2 separate regions of the Homo sapiens genome follow, and region 1 is linked to region 2. Evidence: read pairs that join two places in POLR2A ChIA-PET (ENCODE). Cell type or tissue: HepG2. All regions are shown on one strand. Each heading gives the region's core, and the rest is flanking DNA. Links, peaks and the distances in the headings are about the cores only. Region 1 holds the start of LOC124900329 (small nucleolar RNA SNORA27). Region 2 has its middle 120 kb from the start of TBX3.

What was found. Peaks named below come from ENCODE experiments on the same cell type or tissue, not always from the same donor. Only the 100,000 strongest peaks of a DNase experiment are listed, where the experiment ranks them.
Region 1: POLR2A ChIA-PET joins it to region 2 with 10 read pairs; 5 of 35 experiments call an interaction of 5 or more read pairs at or near these places.

Annotation. Positions count from the first base shown.
Region 1 is chr12:114,735,149-114,743,475 of GRCh38, forward strand. The region is part of intron 1 of TBX3-AS1 (TBX3 antisense RNA 1); the gene reads left to right. It overlaps LOC124900329 (small nucleolar RNA SNORA27), which reads left to right and starts at 2,556; the gene lies at 2,556-2,650. RefSeq lists enhancers at 308-1,151, 3,716-4,010. In HepG2, for the core only: no CTCF peak of the experiment used is centred there; a DNase peak (open chromatin) is centred at 3,823.
Region 2 is chr12:114,796,629-114,804,955 of GRCh38, forward strand. No RefSeq gene overlaps it. Among named protein-coding and RNA genes, the nearest start is that of TBX3, 120 kb to the left of the region's middle. RefSeq lists enhancers at 2,697-3,197, 3,198-3,698. In HepG2, for the core only: no CTCF peak of the experiment used is centred there; a DNase peak (open chromatin) is centred at 3,273.

The DNA.
Region 1 (8,327 bases), core at 222-8,221, 61 kb before region 2:
AAATGCGCATTCTCAGGCCCAGCTGAGACCAATTGAATGAGGTGTCCGGGAGCGGGGCCCAGAATTCCTGTTTTAACAAAGCCCCCACGTGATTGTGAGCTCCTTAAGGTTCGAGAACCCTGATGCAGTGAACGCAGGCGCAGGCTCTGGAGTGAGAAATTGTGGGTTTTCATCTCCTTGCATCTATGTTGTGGGGCTTTGACCAAGAAATGGTAACAAACTCAGAAGGGGAGAAGGGGAAAGAGAGTGGATGGAGTAGGGGCGGTGAGAAGGAAGACAAGGGAATAACCAGCCCTCTTCCCAACAGGGCTTCCTCGATCAGAGGCCGAATTTCCGAGCAGGATAGACCAGGGGGCTCGAACTAATAATTCTGAGGGGTCAGAAAGGCCTCTCAAAACGCGCCGCGATTTGAAACCTGCAAACGCGGGGTTCAGGTCGGCTCCGTTTCTTCCAAGCAGCCTGCCTTTGGGGCACCCAACCCTTCCCAAGCCTCGGTTTTCCCGATCTTGTGGGATCCTTGCGGCGCGAATGGGGTTGGAAGCACCTTGGAAGCTACAGAGTACCGGGTCGGGACAATTTCCGGCACTGCCCCAGTTCAGTGGTTTATAGAAAATTTCTTTCTCTCTCTCAGGTCCACTAAGACCGAGAGAGAGAGAGAAGTCGACTCTGGCACACCCGGGCGAGGGGCTGCCGGGATTCGGGAGCTGGCGCGGTTGATTTTTTCCGAGAATCCTCCACTTGGGGTGACGTCGGGCAGCGCGCGCGGGCCGTGAGGTTAATGCCCAGGCTTTTCTCTAAAGCGTCCGGGAATGATCCGGCGAATAAAACGGGTGTCTGCAAAGTTAATGAATTGTACAAGGAGGCTGAGGGTGGGGACTTCGACCCGGGGAGCCAGAGGCGGTTCTGGTGGACGCTTCCCCGTGCGCCTAGGGGTGCGCTGGGCTTTCCCAGCCGAGGTCTGCAGAGCGCACCGCGTGAGCTTCATCGATCTCATCCTTCTTCCAAGTGGGAGGAGGTGGAGATGCTGGGAGAGTTGTGGGGAGTTGGGAGTGGGTTGGAGGGGGACTGTCTAGATTCTACTCTGGAGGATCCAATCACGTGGTGCTGTTCCCCTGCCTAGAACTTCAAGGTTTTCCAACGGTTTGAATAAAACCCAAACGATGCCCGATGTCCAACGAACGAATGATCTAGCCTCGGCCTACTTCTCAGGACTTAGCTTTGTCCCTGCCCGCGACTTCCCGCTGGGAACGTCGTCCCCGCCACCACCGGCTCTGCTTAGGTTCGAACTCTGGGCCACTCTTCCTACTCCCTCTGGTTTCCAGCAGGAGAAGCGCTTCGGAGGAGGGGGCTAGGGGCGCTCAACCTCCCGGGTTAGAGGAAATGCAAGTTGGGCCAATTTCGCCCTTCCAGACTCCGAGGCGGATAGGCCCAGGGGGCAGCGGCCTTGCCCGGCGGCCACTGCCCTCCTCCTCCCCCGCGCCCCCTGGCTAGGCTTTGAAGAGCTCATTTTAAGAACTTTTCCATTTTCCTTTTGGAGGCGTGTTTGTTCTTCTCAGTCACCTCGCTTTTTTTTTTTTTATGAGCTTCAGCGCTGATCTGCACGTTCTTCCCTCCGTGTAATTTCAATTTGAACTCTCCCCAGAGCGGCCTTTTCCCTCTTGTTGCCTGCCAAGTCGTTTGAAGGCTAAGCAAACATTCTTCCTCCCTCCCGTCCGCGCGAGTCTCGGTCTACACCCGCGAGGGGAGGCGGAGGCGGTTACTCCGAGAGTTCCGGTGGGTTGGAGCCTTTCAGCAGCCGCCTTCAGACTGTTTGGGAGGCCGAAAAGCGGGAGGGGAGGTGAAACACCGGAATAAATGCCCCTACGACCGCTCTTCTCAAGGGTTATGGTGGGCGTGTGTGTGCGTGTGTGTGTGTGTGTGTGTGTGTGTGTGTATACATTCCGTAACCCACATTAGAAGTCTTGGGAAGGGGGCCGGGCGCGGTGGCTCACGCCTGTAATCCTGGCACTTGGGGAGGCAGAGGCGGGAGGATCACTTGAGGTCAGGAGTTCGGGACCAGCCTGGACAACATAGTAAAACCCCCTCTGTACTAAAAATACAAAAATTAGCCGGGTGTGGTGGCATGTGCCTGTAGTCTCAGCTACTCGGGAGGCTGAGGCAGGAGAATCGCTTGAACCCAGGAGGCAGAGGTTGCAGTGAGCCGAAATTGTGCCCCTGCACTTCAACCTGGGCAAGGGAGCCAGACTCCCATCTCAAAAAAAAAAAAAAAGAGAAGTCTTGGGAAGGAGGACAGTGGAGACACACAGGGAATGATCCAACTGAAGTAAGCTTCAGCACTCAGTAAGTGTCCAGCTCTGTTCTTTCCACAGACTGCCTCCTTCAATTTTCAGCCAGTTTTGTGGCTAGGTGTTAACCCCATTTTACAGGTGGGAGACATTGAGGCTGACTGATGAGGTTAGTTTCTCAGCCACCCTTCTAAGATCTAAGTCCACTTTTGAGCAAGTGCTCTGAATAACAATAATTATCTTACAGCTTAATGTACGATTATTAAATACCACTCCCCTTTCATTTTACCATTGAGGCTTATGTCTTTATTGGTTGTTCAAGTAGGGCAAAGGAAATGGCCTTTTAAAACTCAGAGGCCAGGTACTGTGGCCCTTGCCTGTAATCCCAGAACTTTGGGAGGTAGATGTAGTGGATCACTTGAGGCCAGGAGTTAGAGACCAGCCTGGGCAACATAGTGAGATCCCGTCTCTATTTTTTTTTTCTTTGAGACGGAGTCTTGCTCTGTCATTCAGGCTGGAGTGCAGTAGCGCCATCTCAGCTCATTATAACCTCCGCCTACCAGGTTCAAGCGATTCTCCTGCCTCAGCCTCCCCAGTAGCTGGGATCACAGGCATCTACCACCACGCTGGCTAATTTTTTGTACTTTTAGTAGAGATGGGGTTTCACCATGTTGGTCAGGTTGGTCTGAACTCCTGACATCCAGTGATCCATCCACCTTGACCTCCCAAAGTGACATTACAGGCGTGAGCCAGTGTACCCGGCCTTCTATAAAAAATTTAAAAAATTAGCCAAGCATGGTGGTTTGTACCTGTAGTCCCAGCTACTCAGGAGGCTGGGACAGGAGGATTACTTGAACTCAGGAGGTCAAAGCTTCAGTGAGCTGTGATTGTGCCACTGTACTCCAGAGTGGGCAACAGAGAGATACCCTGTCTTAAAACAAAACAAAACCAAACCAGAGAAACTGGGTGCCTGTCATTGTATCCTGTCAGAGAAAACATATTGACAAGAAACATGAAAACAAAAAAAAAAAAGATTAAGTACCTATAACAACTGCCCTTTTTAATATATATTTATAATGTTTATTGTTATAAAAAAGTAGAGATGAGGTGTCGCTATATTGTCCAGGCTAGTGTTGAACTCCTGGCCTCAAGTGATCCTCCCACCTTGGCCTCCCAAGGTGCTGGGATTACAGGCATGAGTCACTGTGCCCAGCCACAACTGCCCTTTATTAAGCATGTAATTATGTGCCAGGCACTGTTCTAAACTGTCTACTTACATATTTCTCACAATGTCTTTATGCATTAGGTACTTTCCACGTGACAGATAGGAAAACTGAGGCACAGAGAAGCTGAGTAACCTGCCCAAGGTCACACAGCTAGAAAGAGCTGGTTGCAGGACTTAAACTCAGGCAGAGGCACCCCTAACCACCAATATGCATCCCTCTGCCCTTCCCAGCTCTCTCCTGAGTCACATGAAAGAAACCCCAGGCTTACTGGTCCTAGGCTGCAGTTTTCCTCCCCAAGGTCGCTCTGGGGACAAACAGGAAGATGGGAGGAGGCATGGGGCAGTTACATAAGGCGGTCACTTCAAAGGTGGCCTCTCCGGGGTGGATAGCCTTGGCTTTGGGCAGTTAGCTGGAGCACCAGCCGGCAAGCTGAGGGCTGTCCACCATCTATCTCCTACCCAATCTCCTCTTAGTCCAACGGCAAAACGGGCAGTGGAGGAGATGAAGGCTGGACTAGGGGGGCGAGGAGGCAGGTCTTGTAATCAAAGCTGGGCAGTGGCAGAAATCAGGTGATGCAAATAAAAATAAAAATAATAACACCAGGCTCAGTGGCTCATGCCTGTAATCCCAGCACTTCGGGAGGCCGAGGTGGGCAGATTGCTTGAGGCCAGGAGTTGGAGACCAGCCTGGCCAACATGGCAAAACCCCGTCTCTATTAAAAATACAAAAATTAGCTGGGCATGGTGGCACATGCCTGAAATTCCAGGTACTCGAGAAGTTGAGGCACAAGAATTGTTTGAACCCAGGAGGCGGAGGTTGCAATGAGCCAAGATTGTGCCACTGCACTCCAGCCTGGGTAGCAGAATGAGACTCTGTTTTAAAAACAGCAGCATTTATTGAGCATTTACTATAAGCTAAGCCCTTATGTTAACAGCTCTGTAGGTAAGGACTTTCAATCGTTTCCTTTAAGGGGCTCAGAGAGGTTAAGTCATTAGTTCAGTCGCACGGCTGGGCTGCCTGCCCTAGTAGGAAGGAGGCCTACAGCAGGCACTAACTTCATGTGAATTTGGCACATTCTGGCGGAAGTGGGTTCTCACTTTCTGTGATGCAAGTTGCAAAACAGAATGAGAGGATCTCAGAATGGTAGGTCCAGCTACCCTCTAGATGGGAAAACTGAGGCCTGGTGAGGGGTGGAGTATGACCTAAGGTCTTACATTAAGTCAAGAGGGAATCCAGTGTAATCTCAGCACTTTGGGAGGCCAAGGCAGGCAGATTTCTTGAGGTCAGGAGTTTGAGACCAGCCTGGCTGGTGATACACGTGTGTGTATCACATGGTGAAACCTCATCTATACTAAAATTAGCTGAGTGTGGTGGTGCACGCCTGTAGTCCCAGCTACTCAGGAGGCTGAGGCAGGAGAATCACTTGAACCTGGGAGGCAGAGGTTGCAGTGAGCCGAGATCACACCATTGCACTCCAGCCTGGGCAACAGAGAGAGACTCTGTCTCAAAAAAAAAAAAAGGCCAGCAAGGTGGCTCACGCCTGTAATCCCAACACTTTGGGAGGCCTAGGTGGGTGGGTCAAGAGGTCAGGAGTTTGAGACCAGCCTGGCCAACATGGTGAAGCCTTGCTTCTACTAAATATACAAAAAAAAAAAAAAAATTAGCTGGGTGTGGTGGCACATGCCTGTAATCCCAGCTACTCAGGAGGCTGAGGCAGGAGAATTGCTTGAACCTGGGAGGCGGAGGTTGCAGTGAGCCAAGATTGCGGCATTGCACTCCAGCCTGGGCAATAGGATGAGACTCTGTCTCAAAAAAAAAAAAAAAAAAAAATGGAATCCAAGTGATCTGAGAATAACTGCCCATGCCCCCACCCCAGGCCAGGGTACTTCCCTCAGCTCTGAGTGAAGAAGAAAGGGTATGGCCTGAGACAGAACTGTGTTTCCCTTCTGTCCTCAACTTATTATGACTTTATGCAAGTCATTCAATCTCCTTGGGCCTCAGTTTCTGCAAAATCACGGTGGTACACGGAGCATGCAAATCATGCAAAATCATGGTGGTACAGATTATTTAATTGCTCGGGCACTTGGTGGTGATAATGCTCGGGGACGCTCATGAGGCCACAGCCAGGAAGCAGAGCCAACCACAACCGGTCCCTCAATCCTGAAGTTCTATGAAATCGAGGCTCCCAGGCTTCTGGAGGGTGATGGCAGTTGGAGGTTCACTGTATCTTTGAAGAAGCACCCTTTCTTTGTCAGGCACCCAAAGGGCCTCTTGATCCCGGCCCAGGGATAGGCTACATGTGCTTCCACAAGAGAAGTAGATTGTCTCCCCATCACTGGGATTTGTGTGGGGCCTCCTTTTTCTTGGGGGTGTGGAACTCAAGGTGGGTGTCGGCTCAGGGTCTCCAAGCCCAAAAGCTTTGCATGTTAATGCCTGCATATATACCCAACCACAGCAGCTTAGGTGCATATAAACTGATGTTAGGCCCACATAGACATAGTCCACGGCAGACCCTCACCCAGCCCACCTTCCTCCACCTCATTATTATTATTGTTATTATTTAAGCGCTGTACTTTGTCTAGTCCCTAATGTGAGCCAGGTGTATTATAATTAATAGTATAACATCTGAGATTCAGAGAGGTGAAAACACTTGCCTAAGATTCACAGCTAGTAAGTGGCCCAAGACAGGGAAAGACTTACACAGATGATCGGAGCTAGGCAGAGGGGAAAGGAAAGGGACATGCAGAGGCAATGTGACAGAGAGAAGAAAACTCCTGGGTGGGTGGGGTGGTTCATGCCTGTAATCCCAGCATTTTGGGAGGCTGAGGTGGGTGGATCACTGGAGGTCAGGAGTACGAGACCAGCCTGGCCAACATGGTGAAACCCCATCTCTACTAAAAATACACACACACACACACACACACACACACACACACACAAAATTAGCCAGGTGAGGTGGCGCACGCCTGTAATCCCAGCTACTCGGGAGGCTGAGGCAGGAGAATCTCTTGCACCCAGAGGCAGAGTTGTAATGAGCTGAGATTGCCCCACTGCACTTCACCCTGGGTGACAGAGCAAGACTCCGTCTCAAAACAAACAAACAAACAACAAAAAAAAAACCCCGAAAACTCCCATCTCCCTTTCCTCCCAGCCCTAAATTGGGCATTAAGCTGGACTGTCCTTGACATGACCACAGACACCCGAAGCCAGAGTCCCAGGAAGTCCATTGTTTCTGCAATTATTGGTATTATTTAAGCTGTGAACAATATCTGCAGAAATGTGCTGATGGATGCTTTGGGGTTGATTTATCCTGAGATTCCCATTCCTTGAGACTCTGTGGGGGAGCTGACCTTTTCACTACAGAAATTTTAGGCTTTCTGCATCTGCTCCAGGAAATGGGAGGAGTAAAGGATGCCACCAGGCACTGGGAGGCATGGGGTGCACTGCGGTGTCCCTCCAGTTAGAGTCAGGTGGAGCCTTGGGCATTATGTTACAGACTCAGAGAGGGACACTGACTTGGCCAAGGCCACCCAGAGTCAGGGAAGGCATTTGGCCTCCAACCTCAACGCGAACTTGCCCTTGCCAGGTGCTGCGGGCTGCCTGGGGGTGCTTTGAGCTGCAGTGGGGAGGAATTGTGGGGCAGAGGGAATGGTGATGGGGTGTCTCCTTAATGGCCCCAGGGGTCATGTGGCTGGTGGCCAAGCTCTGACTCTTGCCTCCCACCTCTCCATGCCTGAGTGCTGTCCTGGTTAGGGCGGGCAGGCATTTTGTTCACATTAGGGGCTGGAGAGGTGGCCACTTGGGAAGGAGCAAAGGAAAGCAGGGTCTGGAGGGTGATGCAGGGGTGGAGGAGTGCTTGCGGCGGTAGGCTGTGAACAAAGGGGCCTGCATTGGATCAGGCAGGGCCACTGAGTGACGATTCACAGGCCAGCAGGGAGGGGCACGCTGCCGGACCCACACAGATGGGGCAGGGAGGAGAGCAAGGAGACTCAGAGTCAAACTCATGCAGAAAAGAGAGCGGGATCCAGATAAACACAGAAAAGAGAGATGGAGGCAGGTCTGGAGGCAGAAAGATAGAGACAGGGTACTCAGGCATGCGCGTGCATGCACGCGTGCACACACACACACACACACACACACAGAGGTACAGACAGCAGAGATAGAGTGAAATGGGAGAACTAGTCAATGTGATTTGTGGCCAGCAGTGGACAGAAAACCAAATCAATGTAAATTAATTTCATTTGGTTTTGTTTTAGAGACAGGGCCTTGCTCTGTCACCCAGGCTGTAGTGCAGTGGTGTGATCATGGTTCACTGCAGTCTCCAACTCCTGAGCTCAAACAAGACTCCTGCCTCAGCCTCTTGAGTAGTGAGGGCCACTACTTTCTTCATTTTTATAAATAAAATAATTTATTTTTATTTTATTTTTTGTAGAGATAGAGTCTTGCTATGTTGTCCAGTCTGACCTTGAACTCCTTGAACTCCCATTGAGTCTTCCCAATGTGCTGAGTTTACAGATTTGAGATGGCTTGAGCCACTGGACCCAGCCTAAGCGGTTTTCAATAACCCTACTTCCACCCCAGAACACCCTATCTCCAATTTAAAATTTTCATCTTGCCAGGTCTGGAGTGGCCATCTGAGCGTGGGCTCTCCAAGGCTGTCTGTGGCTAGGCAGGGCCTCAAGCAGACACTCATTGGGCACACAGAGTCCATGTCCAGCGGTAGGGACATGAGTGTATGCACACACGTGTATCACAGGGTCATAGGACCTCCCCAAGATACAAGCATCCTCATCGAATATGTGTGCACACACTCATG
Region 2 (8,327 bases), core at 219-8,218:
TTTTTTTCAGATGTGGAAAATGAGGCCAGGTGTGGCGGTGGCTCATGCCTGTAATCCCAGCATTTTGGGAAGCTGAGGTGGGAGGATCTTTTGAGCCCAGGAGTTCAAGATCCCATTTCTATTAAAAAATATATGTGTGATATATATATATATATATATATATGTTATATATATAACATATATATATATATATGGAAAATGAAGCTCAGAGTCATCAAGCAATGTAGAGGATGAAAGAAAGAAAGAACTCAGCCCGGTTTGGTGGCTCACACCTGTAATCTCAGCTCTTTGGGAGGCCGAGGTGCGTGGATCACCTGAGGTCAGGAGTTCGAGACCAGCCTGGCCAACATGGTGAAACCCCGTCTCTACTAAAAATATGAAAAAATTAGCTGGGTTTGGTGGCACAGGCCTGTAATCCCAGCTACTCGGGAGGCTGAGTCAGGAGAGTCACCTGAACCCAGGAGGCGGAGGTTGCAGTGAGCCAAGATCTGTGCACACATGCCCACTGCCTCTCAATGACAGCTTCCAATGCATTTAGGAGGTAGGTACACACAGCATGCAGCACACAGCAGGGGCTCAATAAATGCTCCTTTTCTTCTTCATCTTTTTTTTTTTTTTTTTTGAGATAGAGTCTCAATCTGTCTTCCAGGCTTGAGTGCAGTGGCACAATCTCAGCTGATTGCAACCTCTTCCTCCCTGGTTCAAGCAATTCTCCCTTTTCAGGCTCCTGAGTAGTTGGGACTAGAGTAATGCGCCACCACACCCAGCTAATTTTTGTGTTTTTAGTAGAGATGAGGTTTCACCATGTTGGCTGGGCTGGTCTCGAACTCCTGAACTCAGTGATCTGCCTGCCTCGGCCTCCCAAAGTGGTAGGATTATAGGTGTGAGCCACTGTGCCCAGCCAAATTCTCTTTTTCTTTTCTTTTTTGATACAGAGTCTCAGTCTGTCGCCCAGGCTGGAGTGCATTGGTGCCATCTTGGCTCCCTGCAACCTCCGCCTCCGGGGTTCAAGTGATTCTGTGCCTTAGCCTCCCGAGTAGCTGGGATTACAGGTGCCCGCCACCACGCCCAGCTAATTTTTGTATTTTTAGTAAAGACAGGGTTTCACCATGTTGTCCGGGCTGGTCTCGAACTCCTGGCTTCAAGTGATCCACCTGCCTCGGCCTCCCAAAGTATTGGGATTACAGGAGTGAGCCACCATGCCTGGTCGAAATGCTTCTTTTCTTGTCTTTGCCTCTCGGCAATGGCATGGCTCCCTGAGCCACCTTCTCTCCCTCCTGCCCATCCACCATCCCTGCCAGCATGACAGATGAAGTTCTGAGGCCTACAGATGCCTAAAGCAGAAAGTAGCGATATGTGGATGCTCCTCTCCCTCTCTCTTCCTGCAACCTAACTGGACACACAGTGAAGAGACCATGTGTGAGTTCATGGGTAGAGAGAGAAGATAATTCAAACTTTGGGTGTGGGGAAGGTTCTAGAATCTCTCATGATATACTGGAAGGGTAGATTTCCAAACTTTCCTCCCATTTTCTTTCTCTCTTTTTTTCTTTTTCTCTTTTTTTTTCTTTTTTGAGATAGAGTCTCTGTCACCCAGGCAAGAGTGCAGTGGTGTGATCTCAGCTCACTGCAACCTCTGCCTCTCAGGTTCAAGGGATTCTCCCACCTCAGCCTCCTGAGTAGCTGAGACTACAGGCGCACGCCACCATGCCCAGCTAATTTTTGTATTTTCAGTAGAGATGGGGTTTCACTATGTTGGCCAGGCTGGCCTCGAACTCCTGACCTCAAGTGATCTGCCCGTCTCAGCCTCCCAAAGTGCTGGGATTATAGGCATGAGCCACTGCACCTGGTCTTTCCCCCACATTTTCTTTGCAAAAGTGCTGAGGTAGCTAGGCTATGAAAATCAGCCAGCTGTGAGCTGCCCAGCTGACAAAGGGGCCACAGCTGGAGAGGAACAGTGGCTGTTGATTCCAGCTGCAAATGAAAGGGTCAACACCTTGTAGGAAAAAAAAAAAATCCAGACATCAGCTGGTGGAAATGGTCCCAGAGTTCATAATAACAGAAAGGAAGGCAAGGAGATTTTATTGTTTTAATTGGCAGCTGTCTCTGGATTCTTTTTTTAAAAGAGAGTTTGGAGACTGTAACCCGGGCAGGTGTGTGTGTGTGTGCACATGTGTGTGCACGTGTGTGTAAGGGAAGCTGGAAGAAAACTGTGTCTGTGAATATGAGAATGGGAAGACTGGGAGGAGAGACTGCTGTGTGTGTATTAGCCAGGGAGGTAGAGAGGACAGTAGCCATCTCCTGCATATGGGACCCGTGAGAAAGAAAGAGACTAAGAGACTTTGAAAGTGGGAAATGTCTCAGGGAAGAGAAGACAAATCTATTTTTATTCCTTTTTTTTTTTTTTTTTTTTTTTTTGAGACAGAGTCTCACTTTGTCATCCAGGCTGGAGTGCGTGGGGCGAACTCAGATCACTGCAACCTCTGACTCCCGCATTCAAATGATTCTCCTGACTCAGCCTCCTGAGTAGCTGGGATTACAGGTGCATGCCACCACGCTTGGCTAATTTTTGTATTTTTAGTAGAGACGGGGTTTCACCATGTTGGCCAAGCTGGTCTCGAACTCCTGACCTCAGATGATCCGCCCGCCTCGGCCTCCCAAAGTGCTGGGATTATAGGCATGAGCCACCACATCTGGTCTGAGAAGACAAATCTTAATTATGTGTGTATGCATGTGTCTATATGAAAATGGAAAGCCCAGTGCGGTGGCTCATGCTTGTAATCCCAGAACTTTGGGAAGCTGAGGCTAGAAGATTGCTTGAGGCTACGAGTTCAAGACCAGCCTGGGTGAATAGTGTGAACTTTTCTCAAAAAAAAAAAAAAATCAATAAATAAATTTTAAAAAATTGAAAATTGTAGATGAAAGAGTGGGAAAAAACTAAAGTGGAACTGGGAGAGGAAACCACGCATGGTGCAGGAGAGAGCTGGAGACGGACTCAGAGCCAGCTTGGAATGAGCAGTGGCACCAGGAGCTCCCTCCAGCCTGTTCAGAAATAGTTTCCGGGAACTGTGGTGCTTTCCCCGCCCCTGCTCTAGGGCCAGCGGGGAGATGAAGCTGCCCGCATCGCTTGTCTTGGCTGCCTCTCAGCTGACACTGCTGACAGGCTGCTTTGATCTCAGGTTATCAGGGCTAACCCTGTGCCCTGGGCCTGCTCTGCCAGCCCCGCCCACGCTCCCCTCTGCTGAAAGGGCATTCAGTAAGGCCACCAACTGTTGGGAGGGAGGCCCAGTCCGCGTGCCTGGTTGGCCTTGGAGCCTGGGTACTTGATGTAATGAAGGCACCATCTTTTATTCTCAAAACAGTGAAGAACAGGGGCCCAGCTGGGGAAAACAAGCTTTTGAAGTGTAGTCACACGAAATAGTGCCACCAAACATCTATGGAATGTCATATGTTTATGTCCTCATGCTGTCTGGACCTTCACCCCCAAAGGATGAGTAGTGAAAGAAAGAAAACAGGATGGGCAGCCAGGAAGATTTTTTTCTTTCCTTTTTCCCAACTTTTACACTTCTAAAAAAATCTTTTCTTTTTTCCTTTTTGTGGAGAACAGGATCTCGCTATATTGCCCAGGCAGGTCTCAAACTCCTGGGCTCAAGCTATCCTCCCGCCTCTGCCTCCCTAACAGCTGGGATGACAGGCATGAGCCACCATGCCTGGCCTTCTCCGCAACTTTTATTTTGGATTCAGGAGGTACATGTGCAGGTTTGTTACCTGTGTAGATGGCATGATGCTGAGGCTTGAGGTATGAATGATCCCATCACCCAGGTACTGATCATAGTACTCAACAGTTTATTTTTCGTTGTTGTTGTTTTTGAGACAGAGTTTCGCTCTTGTTGCCCAGACTGAAATGCAATGGTACGATCTCGGCTCACCACAACATCCACCTCCTGGGTTCAAGCAATTCTCCTGCCTCAGCCTCCTGAGTAGATGGGATTACAGGCATGTGCCACCATGCCAAGCTAGTTTTGTATTTTTAGTAGAGACGGGGTTTCTCCATGTTGGTCAGGCTGGTCTCGAACTCCTGACCTCAGTTGACTCACCCGCTTCAGCCTCCCAAAGTGCTGGGATTACAGGCGTGAGTCACCGCGCCTGGCCCCAACAGTTAGTTTTTCAAGCCCTGCCCCCGTCTTTTCCTCCGCCCACTGGTAGTCCCCAGTATCTGTTCCTATCTTTATGCTCATAAGTACCCAATGTTTAGCTCCCACCTATAAGTGAGAACAGGGGGTAGTTCCTATTCTGTTCCTGTATTAATTCACTTAGGATAATGGCCTCCAGCTGCATCCATGTTGCTGCAAAGAACATGATTTTATTCATTTCTATGGCTGTGCAGTATTCCATGGTGTATATGTGCCACATTTTCCTTATCCAATTCATCGTTGTTGGGGACTTAGGGTTGATTCCATGCCTTTGCCATTGTGAATAGTGCTGCAATGAACATATAAGTGCAGGTGTCTTTTTGGTAGAATGATTAGTTTTCTTTTGGATATATACTCAGTAGCAGGATTGCTGAGTTGAACGGTAGTTCTGTTTTAAGTTCTTATAAGCCTCGACCTCTCTGGGCCAAGTGATCCTCCCACCTCAGCCGCCAGAGTAGCTGGGACCACAGATGTGCACTTGTGGGGAATTTTTTTCTTTTGTGGAGATGGGGTCTCACTACGTTGCCCAGGATAATCTTGAACTCCTGAGCTCAAGTGATTCTCCCACCTCGGCCTCCCAAAATGCTGGGATTGCTGGTGTGAGCCAATGCATCTGGCCCTGTTTTAAGTTCTTTGAGAAATCTCCAGACAGCTTTCCACAGTGGCTGAACTAAATTTACATTCCCACCAACAGTGCATAAGCGTTCCATTTTCTGGGCAGCCTCACCAGCATTTGTTGTTTTTTGACTTTTTAGTAATAGCCATTCTGACTAGTGTGAGATGGTATCTCATTGTCCTTTTGATTTGCATCTCTCTGATGATTAGTGATGCAGAACATTTTTTTCATGTTTGTTGACTGCTTGTATGTCTTTTTTTTTTTTTTTTCTTTTTGAGATGGAGTTTCGCTCTTGTTGCCCAGGCTGGAGTGCAATGGTGCAATCTTGGCTCCCCTCAACTTCTGCCTCCTGAGTTCAAGCGATTCTCCTGCCTCAGCCTCCCAAGTAGCTGGGATTACAGGCAAGCGCCATCATGCCCGGCTAATTTTGTATTTTTAGTAAAGACAGGGTTTCTCCATGTTGGTCAGGCTGGTCTCGAACTCCTGACCTCAGGTGATCCACCTGCCTCCACCTCCCAAAATGCTAGGATTACAGGTGTGAGCCACTGTGCCTGGCCACTTCTATGTCTTAAAACTTGCTTTCTTCTCTTAAGACCTCTGTTGAGTCATTGGATGTCCTTGGGCAAATCTTACTTCTGTTTGGAACTCAGTTTTCATCTCCCATCTTGTAAAATAAAAGTGCTTTTATAACTCTGGAAACCTCTCTTCAAGCAAAATCATGTGCAGAAATCCAATATGTAAAACAGATTGAAGAAGAGTGGGGCTGGTTGAAGGGGATATGAAGACCTGATACCCTAACAATCTGTTCAGTCCATGTGTTGATTTCCTTTCTTTTGAGACAAGGTCTTGCTCTTTCACCCAGACTGGAGTGCAGTGGTATGATCATGGCTCCCTGCAGCCTTGACCTCTCAGGCTTAAGCAATCCTTCCACCTCAGCCTCCCAGGTAGCTGGGACCACAGGTGTGTGCCATCACATCCAGCTAATTCTTTTTTAAATTATTATTTTATTTTAAGATGAAGTTTTGCTCTGTTGCCCAGGCTGGAGAGCAGTGGTGCAATTTCGGCTCACTGCAACCTCTGCCTCCCGGGTTCAAGTGATTCTCAGGGAGGATCGGAGGTCTCAGCCTCCTGAGTAGCTGGGATTATAGGCATGTGCCACACACCTGGCTATTTTTGTATTTTTAGTAGAGATGGGGTTTCACCATGTTGGCCAAGCTGGTCTTGAACACCTGACCTCAGGTGATTCACCCACCTCAGCCTCCCAAAGTGCTGGGATTACAGGCCTGAGCCACTGCGCCTGGCCTAATTTTTTAAATATATATTTTTATAGAGGTTGGGGTCTCACTGTGTTGCCCAGGCTGGTCTCAAACTCCTGGCCTCAAGTGATCCTCTGTCCTCAGCCTCCCAAAGTGCTTGGATTACAGGCATAAGCCACCACATCTGGCTCCAATTTTTCCTTTTCATAAGGGCACGAGTCATACTGGATTGGAGCCTACCTTTAAGACCTCATTTTAACTCAATTTCCTCTATAAAGACAATATTTCCAAATCAGGTCATATTTGGAGGCCTGGGGGTTAGGACTTCAACCTATTTTTTTTTTCAAAGGATGAAATTCAATGCATAACACCCACTATGCCTTTTTTAAATTCCTGACTCAGAGAGTTTGTGAACATAATAAAATGGGCTGTTTTATATCACAAGCATTGGGGCAATTTGTTACACAGCAATAGTAACTGCAACAAGGGGTTAAACTGAAATAATATAGATGCATCAGCTCTATTTGGGTTCAAGCCCAGTTCCTCAACATCTTAATCCATCCTATTTACTTCTCCCAGCCTAGTTTCCTTATCAGAAAAATAGAGTATGATTAAGGGGGTATCTGTAAAGTCCCTGGTGTCATAGCAAGTGTTTGGCAAAGGTCTTTTATCTCTATCCTTTCTTCTGAAATTACCCCTTGCTAGAAGGCTCCTAATATGTTGGGGAATAAGTCTGAGTTCCTGAGTTTTGGGGGAAGCCCTTGGGTCCTGGGAACCGGATCTTTATTTCATACCTACTTGAATGAGGGAACACGTTCTTTCAGTAAGTTACTTCTTGGAGCAACTTCCCCGCTCAGACTTTCAAGACAATTTAGTCGGAGCTAACTCTGGTTTCTTGTTACCAAAGAGAAATGGGGCTCCTGCAAAGTCCTTGCAGAAAGGCTCTGACATCAAACAGCAACTACCCTACTGCATCCGAGGAGCTGAGTATAAATAAATCAAAACCATACCGGCTCCCTTTCCCTATGAGCACACACATGTAATTTCATTACAGCCGGAATGAAGTGCTGCAGGCTAAATGTGTTTGGGGCTAGGCTGAACCCAGCATGCTCTTGGAAGACCTGGGTCTGTTGGGCCAACTGAAGAGGAGGGCCTTCTTTTCCTTTTCCCCTCCTGCTGTATCTAATGTTTGTGTCACCCCCAAATTCATATGTTGAAACCTAACCTCCAGTGTGATGTTATTAAGAGTTGGGGCCGTAGGAAGGTGATGAGGTCATGAGGATGGAGCACTCATGAATGGGATTAGTGCCCTTAGAAAAGAGGCCTGCCAGGCACAGTGGCTCACGCCTATAATCCCAGCACTTTGGGAGGCCAAGGTGGGTGGATCACCTGAGGTCAAGGGTTCGAAACCAGCCTGGCCAACATAGTGAAACCCTGTCTCTACTAAAAATACAAAAATTAGCTGGGCGTGGTGACGGGCACCTGTAATCCCAGCTACTCGGGAGGCTGAGGCAGGAGAACAGCGTGAACCTGGGAGGTGGAGGTTGCAGTGAGCTGAGATCACACTACTGCACGCCAGCCTAGGTGACAGAGTGAGACTGTGTCTCAAAAAAAAAAAAAAAAAAAAAAAAACTGAAGCGAAATTCACAGAACATACAATTAACCATTTTAAAGTGCACAGTTCAGTGGCATAGAGTGCATTCACAATGTTGTGCAAACACCACCTCTTTCCAGTTTCAAGACTTTTGTATTGCCCTAGAAGAACACCTCATTCCCATGAAGTAATCACTCCCATTCCCTCTTCCCTCCAGCCCTAGGCAAGCACTAATCTACTGTCTGTCTCTATGGATTTGCCTATTCTAGACATTTCGTATGAATGGAATCATCCAATATGTGGCCTTTTCTATTTGGCTTCTTTGACAGCATCATGTCTTCATGTTCATCTATGTTGTAGGATGTGCCAGTACCTCACTCCTTTTTATGGCTGAAAATTAATCCATTTTAGGAATACACCACAATTTGTTAATCCATTTATCCATTGATAGACATTTGGGTTTTTTTTTTTTTGATGGAGTCTCACTCTGTCTCCTGGGTTCAAGTGATCGATTCTTCTGCCTCAGCCTCCTGAGTAGCTGAGACTACAGGCACACACCACCACGCCCAGCCAATTTTTGTATTTTTTGTAGAGATGGGGTTTCACCATATTGGCCAGGCTGGTCTCGAACTCATGACCTCGTGATCCGTCCACCTCAGCCTCCCAAAGTG